Linked DNA regions of Mus musculus: region 1 is linked to region 2. The links are chromatin loops, found by intact Hi-C in ENCODE. Cell type or tissue: gastrocnemius. All regions are shown on one strand. Region 1 has its middle 47 kb from the start of 4930539M17Rik. Region 2 has its middle 14 kb from the start of 4930539M17Rik.

The links. Hi-C counts contacts between places; a loop is a spot of excess contacts. Peaks named below come from ENCODE experiments on the same cell type or tissue, not always from the same donor. Only the 100,000 strongest peaks of a DNase experiment are listed, where the experiment ranks them.
Region 1: a loop joins it to region 2, with 12 times the contacts of the local background. A loop is called at or near these places in 2 of 42 quality-filtered maps.

Annotation. Positions count from the first base shown.
Region 1 is chr3:9,106,051-9,111,050 of GRCm38, reverse strand. No RefSeq gene overlaps it. Among named protein-coding and RNA genes, the nearest start is that of 4930539M17Rik, 47 kb to the right of the region's middle. In gastrocnemius, no CTCF peak of the experiment used is centred here; a DNase peak (open chromatin) is centred at 2,819.
Region 2 is chr3:9,045,608-9,050,607 of GRCm38, reverse strand. No RefSeq gene overlaps it. Among named protein-coding and RNA genes, the nearest start is that of 4930539M17Rik, 14 kb to the left of the region's middle. In gastrocnemius, no CTCF peak of the experiment used is centred here; a DNase peak (open chromatin) is centred at 1,979.

The sequences.
Region 1 (5,000 bases), 60 kb before region 2:
TGTCTCCCTCCAGTTCTCTGAAAGCTGAAGCAGAGATAGATAGTCAGGTTAATCCCCTCTGGCACCCCGGCCGGGAAGGGGCTGGAATGCGACTTCAGCACATTCCGGTGGCCCCAGCCTGCTCAGTGAGGGCGTGTTTTATGGTCTGTTTTTGTACTCCTACATTTGCCACGAAGAAACGAGGATTAATTATTCACAAAGCCGAGATGAAACTTTCACTAAATACGTTCACACCTTGGAGGAAAGAGAAGTCCAGGAGCCAAGGTTAGGAATGGCTGCGTGTATATCATCTACCCTCACATAGTGGAGAAAAGAAAGGGCACAAAGGAAGGCCCTGCTGAGCGCTTTAAAAGGTACTTAATTATCTTCATCATTTTTCCAAGCCACAGATAGATATATAAGGGAAGATTAATTTAAAGCCTGATAGTTGTGTAGCCTGGAGGACCTTGCAGTTGCCATAAATTCCCTTCCCTTTCACAGCCCCTGTGCGAGAGAGACACGTACCTCTAAGAGATACTCGTCAGTCATTGGTGGTAATTATGAGAAAGACTGAGTCATTGGCCACTGGTAACTATCTGAAATATAACCAGAAGAAAAAGATCAACATTCGGGGGAAACCTGCTGTGACTACAGGGATCCTGGTTCCAGCCTCCAGTCTGAAGGACCTCACCGCTGCTCTTGAAAACTGACCTCCATTCAGGAACGTTTTAGCTGCTCAGCCAGCTAGCAGCCACTTTCCTTACTTAGTGGCGATAAGTCCAAACCCCTTATTCACACTTCTCTGTCGGTGGTGTCAGAGCAGTTAACCTTCCTCAGGAGACCACTGGGGCAGAACGCCTCTGCCTCCGAGGGAGTCAGAGCCCAGGCAACACCTCACTAAGCCTGACCCTAAGGCCAGGCCCTCACAGACTCTCCCTGGAAACTGTTTCCCCTGCCTTCTCACCTCCTGTCACATGAAACTCCACACATTCTGACCCCATGAGAACCCAGACCTTGAGCTTCCCAGCCTGCAGGAAATAGACTCTTCGACTTTAGATTGTCCCCAACCCCGAGGCCTGCTTCCTCTCTCCTTCCTGCCAGGGCCTCTCCCTTCTGACTGTCATTGATGCTCTCTGGGCCCACTTGGCTTCTGGCAGTGTCTTCTTGACCAGTCATTTGGCCTCACCTCTGTCCGCACAGAGACCAGAGCATCTCTGAGGCCTTCACTACTTGGCTTTACATCTTCAAGAAGGCTTCTTTGCTGCCCCATGGTGCCAAACATCCAAGGCCTGCTGAATTCTAACACCCTGATCTTTTCCCCGGGCTCCAGTGAAGGACTCTGTGGTGGCCTCTCTACTCAGTCATGGTAGAACACACACCATTTCCTGCACAGGTCACCTTCCTTTCCGTCACTGAACCCGTTTGTTTCCAGGGCCCTGTGCAGTAGCGATGGCCTCTGAGCTTGTCTCCCTTCCTTGAGGTGCTTAGTCCTCCTCCCATAAGCCCTAAGCACAGTTCCCACCTTAAATTATCATACAGTGACTGAAAGCCAAGACAGCAGGCAATTTATCTCCCTCCTCTTTGGATATGATGCACAACAAAGCATCCTGAAAAGATTGAGTTTTAGTATAGGCAGGCTGAGTCTTTATTGACTGAGTAACCTTGAAATTAACCTTTCTGGGCCCTCTTTACACTAACATGGGCTTATTAAGTGGTACTAGCATTAAATATTTTTTCTAAGAAATAAATTATTTAAGTTCCTTAAACAATAGTCATTTGAGGGGGAGCACTTGTTTGTGAATGGACAAGGCCCTGGATCAATCCCTAACACACACACACACACACACACACACACACACACACACACAGGTTGGGATTTTTGTTCTGGGATGTTTTTGTGGATTTCTTCCATGTGTCGATAGCATGATTTTATAAATAAGTGTTTGGCTAGGACAGCAAGGCACTGGGATTTAGGAATGTGCAGGATCCAGCTTAGGAGCCCTTCCTGTTCACAGTGAGGCTGTGGGCCTAGCATCTGAGTGGCTGACTGCACCGATGTTTCCACGGACTCAAGTTCTATTCTTCCTTAGAGGCTTCCAGTACCTCTCAGGACTTTTGAATGTCAGCTAGAATCTGCTCTGAGGAAACAAAGTAATGTCACCTTTATGTTTGTACTGCATTTCTTCTGGATTACTTTGAACATAAAGGTGACCCAGGCATGGCAGCTCACACATGGAATAGCACTGCTTTGGCAGCAGAGGCAGGAGAATACCCACCAGTTCCAGGCCAGCTGTGAGAACCTGTCTCAAAAACAGAAAAGCATAAAACTTAGTGAAGGGGCACAGACATGAGGGGGACAGAGCCAGGAGGATCGGAAGTTTAAGGTCATCCTCAGCTACGTCGCAAGTTCAAAGCCCACTTGAATCTTAGAGGGAGGGGGAGGGGGAGGAGAGAGGGAGGAAGAGGGAAAAGAAATGAAGAAGGGAAGATTAAGAGAGGCCAAGGCTGTCACTCGATTGGTAGAGTGTTGCCTGGTGTTCACTAAGCTGTGCCCCTTACCCCAGTTCTCACATAAACATGGTATAGTGACTCTCGCAGAGTCTGTCGCCAGGGAGGTGGAAATGGTGACTTTGAAGACATGGAGAATTTTCTTCATGGTCAGGATTGCTAACAACAACTGCCAGACATGAGAACTGTGTTTGCAACTCAAGGAAGTGAGGTCAGAGGATTGCGGCAACTTGGAAACTAGCCTGAACGGGACTTTGAAGAGAATTCCAGGCCATCCAGGGGTATACTGTGAAGCATGGTCTCAAAGGAACAAATGGCGCTAAAAACGCAGAGCCTTTGGGCGCCATGCCAGAACTCAGTTAATCTGAGGTGTAGTCCAGAGATCCACCGTTTCATTCACAGAGTTTGGTGTAGGCCTGCGCACTATGCATTTAGGTTGCAAATAACTGAGACCCACAAATGCAATACAGGTTCCTCTGATATTCAATTTGTCTTTTATAGTTCTAACAAAGCACATTCAAAGAGACACAAATTCTCTTCCCTTGACTGTTTTCTAAAGACTTAGCTAATACTAGAAGACAACCATGTTAATGAAATGAAATTCCAACTCACAGCAGGGAGTTTAGCCGCCTTTTCCCTGGCAGAGCATTGCTCCGGTGTGAGGCACTTCAGGAAGAGCCTTCGCGGTCTGTGCAGACGGAGGCATGGCTGTGATGTCATCTTATGCCGTCAAATCACATTGAGTTATTAGAAATAAAACCAAAAATTATAAACGCTAGAGAAAGCCGGGTCAGGAGGCCCCAGGGGATTCAGGAATTACCCAGGGTGTGGCAGTGAGGTGGAGATCATTTTAACTGTCCCTCAAGAAGTACTACACGCGGGCTGGGGAAGGTCTACATGGGAAGCACTGTGAACGCCTATGTTTGAGTCCCCAGAACCCACAGAAAATCAAGGCATGCTCGAGCACACCGTGACCCCGTCTCCAGGGAGGTAGAGACTCCTGTTTGCTGTCACCCAGAAGGGGCAAATTCCAGGTTCAGTGAGAGACCCTGCCCCCCCCCCCAAAATAAGGAAGAGCATAGTAGAGGAAGACACCAGAAGTTGGTCTCAAGCTTCCACATGCACGAACGAGCACAGGTGAGCACATCCAAGCACACACAGCCACACATACAGCGGGTACACACAAACACTACACTGTTTGTGGCATGAAGAAAACTGTGATCGAGGCATTTGCAGGAAAATGAATGGGACTAGAAATTATTATGCTAAACAAAGTAATCCAGACAAATGCCACATGTTTTCAGACAGACCCTAGGTTTTAATTCCTATATATCGTGTACATGTGTGTGGAGGGGGTGTGGGCATTGGTCATGAAACTAGAAAGGACCAAGAGAGGAAAAAAAGAAGCCTTAAGTGAGGAAAGGAGGGGGAAAGAGTGTAATGGACTCTCTGTGACCTGGAAAGACACAGGGGAAACCGGGATTGGGGGGGGTAGACCAGCAGGAGGTGAGGGGACAGCAGGAGGTGGGGGGACAGCAGGAGGTGGGGAGCGAAGTCCAGGGCTTTGCATGCTTATAACAAAACAAATGAAAACAAAAACTGAGCTTGGTGATTGACACCTGTAAATCTAGCTGTCAGGAGGCGAGGGCAGGAGAATCCAAAGTTCCAGGCCAACTGGAGCCATAGAACAAAAAGCACAGACACACAAAATTGGCATAAAGATGCATACCTATAACTCAGTCTATGGGGTGTGGAGGAAGGAGGAGGATGTTAGGCTACTCAGGAAATCCAGGCCTCCAGAACTACATAGTAATAGTAATAATACCCTGTCTCAAAAATTCAAAACACATATGCACACTCAGGTGTATGTGTACACACAGATAGATACACCGAGAGTGAGTACTAGCCAGGCATGGTAGTATACCTGTCATCACAGAACCCAAGAGACAGAGTCAGAAGGATCACTAGTTTAAGGCTAGCCTCAGCTACATTTAAAAATTTGATGATAGACAGGGCTCTATGAGCCTCAAAAAACAAAAAAGTCCCTTTGCCATTATCCACTCTCCTTCCCCAGAGAGTATGTTATTTTCTACTATACAGTAAACTACACAGGAAACCCTGCCAATCTTCTAGACCAATACCAAACCACAAAAACCTTTAGGGTCTAGGGATGTAGGCAACTCAAAGATGGCACTTGTCTTGCATGTCTTCCAGCTCCCTCCCGGTACTGCAAAGACAGCTGACTAACAATGAATGACTGTGGTCTGTGAATGACTGTGGATGGTCTGGCTCCGAAACAGAGGCATCTCATACGAAGGTGCCCTCAATGCAAAGATCTATGTTATCAAATGCTCCTGAAGCATGGACTGGGGAGACAAGAGACAGAGACACGGGCCTGCGTGACAGACCTGCGTGGCCAAACTTGAGGCAGGATTTGTGACACGAGCAGTTACCTGGAGATAGAGAAGCCAATTAGGAACAATTATAACAGTTCAAGGTCGGACAGGCAAGCA
Region 2 (5,000 bases):
CTTATAGAGGCAATCTCTCAATTGAGATTCCCTTTTCCCAGATATATCTAGGTTCATGTCAAGCTGACAAAACTAGGGAGTACACTTTCAAAAAACCAAAACAATATAAAAGCAGAACAGACTGAAAGGGGACAAGAGCCTATATAATTCTGGCACTCCAGCTGCTGAGGCACAACAGCAGACATGTTCAATGTTAGCCTGGGCTACCCCAAAACACACACACACAGGCACACACACACACACAGGCACACACACACAGGCACACACACACAGGCACACACACAGGCACACACACACAGGCACACACACACACACAGGCACACAGGCACACACACAGGCACACACACACACAGGCACACAGACAGACACAGGCACACACACACACACAGGCACACACACACACACAGGCACACAGGCACACACACACACAGGCACACAGACAGACACAGGCACACACACACACACAGGCACACACACACACACAGGCACACACACACACACAGGCACACAGACAGACACAGGCACACACACACACACAGGCACACAGACACACACAGGCACACACACACAGGCACACACACACACAGACACACACAGGCACACACACACAGGCACACACACACAGGCACACACACACAGGCACACACACACAGGCACACAGACACACACAGGCACACAGGCACACACACACACATACTCACGCATATATGCACTCACATACACACACAGAAACAGTATAAAACTAATGGGTTTAGATTTTCTGTTGCATTTAGAATAAGAGGCACAGTTCTCCTGATGGTCCCAACATGGGCTCCTCAGGAAGTTGGGCTGTCTGCGAGGCACCCGCAGAGCTTCTGTACTCCGCCATTGCAGTGCATAGGTAATCAAAGCGGGTGGAGAGCAGCTTAGAGAACCAGATCAAACTTGCCCTGCTAGGCACTCAACCTTCTAAATTATGTCCTAATTGTATCTTTCCTTTGTGGTGCTGAGGACTGGACCCTGCAGGGCCTATAACATGCTACACTAATGCTGTTTGCTAAATTTCTTTACTGTGAAGTTAATTAATGAGTACTTTGTATTCACTGGTTAATAAGCAATGTGTGTTTGTAGGCAATATACTTTAAGACTTACTAACAGGTACACACTACCTCGTTTATTTATTTATTTATATGTGTTGCTGTGCTCTGAGTTTACCCAGAAGTTCTTTCTGTAATGATTATTAATGAAGGTAAATGCCTCTCTAGATGGCCCTTCATTGTTTGCATTCTTTGCTCTCCTGGCTCATCGTATTTTTGTCCCGTCCCTGTCCTGGAGGCAGCCACTCCTCCAGGAAGCATCCTGTGAAGGCCTTGAGAGATCAAGTTTGGGATGTGTGGCACATTCCTTGTGACCTCATGTCAGATTATATGGAGCCCACTAGAGAGGAGCCAGAATGGGAGTCTGCTTCACAGTGACATGTCAATCTTCATTTTCTGATGCTTCACTGCGACACGTCTTCTGTCAGCCTGTCACGGCCAGCTTCTAGCCTTCTCCACCCTGGACAGTGCCTCAGAGCTAGTATTAGTGGATCACAGTGGTCAGTTCCCACGTCCTCTGTTTTTCTTGGCATAGGCCAGGGCAGGAAGAGAACACAGGAGGATGCCACTGCTCCCCTCCCGTTCAACTCTCTCTCTCTCTCTCTCTCTCTCTCTCTCTCTTTCCCTCTCTCTCTCTCTCTCTCTCTCTCTCTCTCTCTCTCTCTCTCTCTCTTTCTCTCTCTCTCTCTCTCTCTCTCTCTCTCTCTCCCCCCCCCCTCTTTTGGTTTTTCGAGCATCGAGGTTTGCTGGCGACCCACCATCCCATGGCAGGCTCAGCTCTGAACAGGGTGCATCAGTGTAGAACCATGATTGACGAATGATGATGTGCATCCCTGGGAAGAGTGTGTGCTGGCAGCATCTCCTAACTAGTTTCCTTAGGATCACAGAGCGTGTAAGTCATGTGGAAGGCTGCCCTGCCTTCAAACAGCCTGCTTCTGCTGCTGTTAGGCAGTTCGGGTTGGGCTTGCCAGCTAGTAACTGTGACCATATTAATAGACAATCAGAGCTTCCTGTTATATTTTGGTCAAGAAGCCCCCCAAAATATTTACCAACTGTGGTTGCTTTTGAATGCACAGTTCAGAAGCATATGCTTGGTTTCTGAAATGCCATAAATTATTTATTTTTAATTTTTTTTTTGAGACAGAGTCTCACTATGTAGCCCGGGATAGCCTTGAATTCACAGATATCTACCTGCTTCTGCCCCCGCCCCCACCCCGCCCTGCCCCACCCCCACCTCTGCCTTCACATTGCTGGGACTAGGGGGTTTGTGCCACTGGTGATGCCCAGCTACTGTAGCTTCTTTAGAAGCAGGTGAAAGTGACTGTTTCATACTCTTAGAAAAATTCATTAAAATGTTTTATTGTTGGCATTATTTAACTTGTAACATATTTGAATATATGTGTGTTGTCTGCAAGTGTTGGGGAGATGGCTCAGAGGGTAGAGTCCTTACTGAGTGAGAAGAATAGAGTTTGTATCCCCAGTATCCATATAAACGTGAGTGGGTGGGGTGTAGTGTGCACCCGTAATTCCAGTGCTTGGCAGACAGAGGCAGGGAGGTCCTCCCTAGCTGTGGGCTAGAGTATCCTGTCAGTAAGCTCTGGGTTCAACTGGGAGACCCTGCTCCAATGACCAAAGTGTAGAGTAATGGAGCAACATTTCTGAGTGTCAACCTGAGGCCACCACATGCACACATCATGCACATGCGCCAACAAGCATCCACATACACACAGTACATATTCAAGTACAAACAAAAAAGGAAGAATATTTTGTGATTCTACCACTTGACGGAAGGAGAGAGCCAAATCCTGAAGAATGTCCTTTGTGCTCAACATTCTTACTGCAGCACGTGTGCGACTCGCTGCCATAGATGTTCACAGATATTCAAAGTTGATTGATTTCTGAGGCCCAGAACCTTGAGAGGCTGACAGGCTTGAAAGGAAGGCTCTCCTGCATGGTGTTAGCCTCCAGGCAGGAAGCATACCAGAGGAGAACTCCACAGGGAAGCCTTTGTTTTCTGCTGTTAAAAACAAAGTATGATGGGGCTTAGAAGAGGCTTTAAGAGGTCCTCTGGAGAAAAGAATCTATTTTCCATTACTATCAGCAAAACTGTTAAGAATAAGTCTACCAGAGCTGGAATTGGTTGACTGTGTTAACCTTGAGAGCATAGCAGAAAACATGGAAGGCTACTCCAGTGTAGATAGACATTACCAATGAGTTCAGGGACGCATCGTTGATGGCCTTGAGACTTATTGAGGGTCTAACCCCAGAAGAAATCCAGAACCTTTCAAGAGAAGAAATGCATATGCCTACCACCATAGAGGATTTTTGAAATAGCTTTTAAAAAGGTTTCTAAATCAGTGTCAATCAGATGCAGACATTGGAAGATACAGGAGCCAGGCATGGTGGTGCATGCCTTTAATGCCAGCACTCAGGAGACAGAGGCAGAGGCAGGCATATTTCTGAGTTTGAGGACAGCCTGGTCTACAAAGTGAGTTCCAGGACAGCCTGGGCTACACAGAGAAACCCTGTCTCAAAAAAAAAAAAAAAGAAAAGAAAAAAAAGAAAGACAGAAAGAGCCGGGCGTGGTGGTGCACGCCTTTAATCCCAGCACTTGGAAGGCAGAGGCAGGTGGATTTCTGAGTTTGAGGCCGGCCTGGTCTACAGAGTGAGTTCCAGGACAGCCAGGGCTACACAGAAAAACCCTGTCTCAAAAAATAAAAAAATAAAAGAAAAAAGAAAAGAAAGAAAGAAAGAAAGAAAGAAAGAAAGGAATAAAGAAAGAAAGAAGGAAAGATAGGAGAAATGGATAGTTGAGTTTGGGTTGTGGGAGCAAAGTTCTTACATGTAAACTTGAGAAATATGTCTTAACGCTTTCAAAATAGTATGTTTAGTAGTATTTCAGTGCATTGAGTGCTATATTAAACTTTTTTTTTTTGTTTTCTTAAATTTTTTTATTTACATTTCAAATGCTATCCCAAAAGTTCCCTATACCCTCCCCCCTGCCCTGCTCCCCTACCCTCCCACTCCCACTTCTTGGCCTGAAAGAAAATTAAAATTCAAAGTCCATGACTCATGCTTGCTAGTTAGGAGGGCTTTTTGGGCCTAGAACAAAGAACAAGGGCTGTTGCTGTTAAGTCATCCCAGGAACCAACTAGCCATAAAGATAGAGAAGACATACAAGAATGTCCAGACTGGCCTGGCACCTTCCTATCTCCCACCCTTCTGACATGGGTTAAATGTCAACCAGATGCTCTGCTGTTACCTCAATCTGCATATACAGTTTGCTGATGTTTAAACTGTCCAATTGTGTGAAGCCATGCCAATTCTTCCCCTACCCCCACTCTTTTCCTATATCCCTAACTTTTGAGCCTCATGTTCGCACCTCTGTCTCCTGCATAAGATACATGTCAGCCCCAAGCTCTGTCATTGAACTACCTCGTGTGTTTGCATCAAGATGGTCTCTTGTGATTCTTTGGGTGTGCGCTATCTCGTGATTCGGGTGGGGTTATCCCCACGGAGGTCTTTCAGGCCCTGGCGTTACCCTGTACTGGGGCATATAAAGTTTGCAAGACCTAGGGGCCTCTCTTCCCAATGATGGCTGACTAGGCTGTCTTCTGCTACATATGCAGCTAGAGACATGAGCTCTGGGGATATTGATTAGTTCATATTGTTGTTCCACCTATAGGGTTGCAGACCCCTTCAGTTCATTGGGTACTTTCTCTAGCTCCTCCATTAGGGGCCCCGTTTTCCATCCTATAGATGACTGTGAGCATCCACTTCTGTATTTGCCAGGCACTGACAGACAAGACACTATATCAGGGTCCCTTCAGCAAAATCTTGCTGGCATATGCAATAGTGTCTGGGTTTGGTGGCTGTTTATGAGATGAATCCTCAGGTGGGGTAGTCTCTGGATGGTCTATCCTT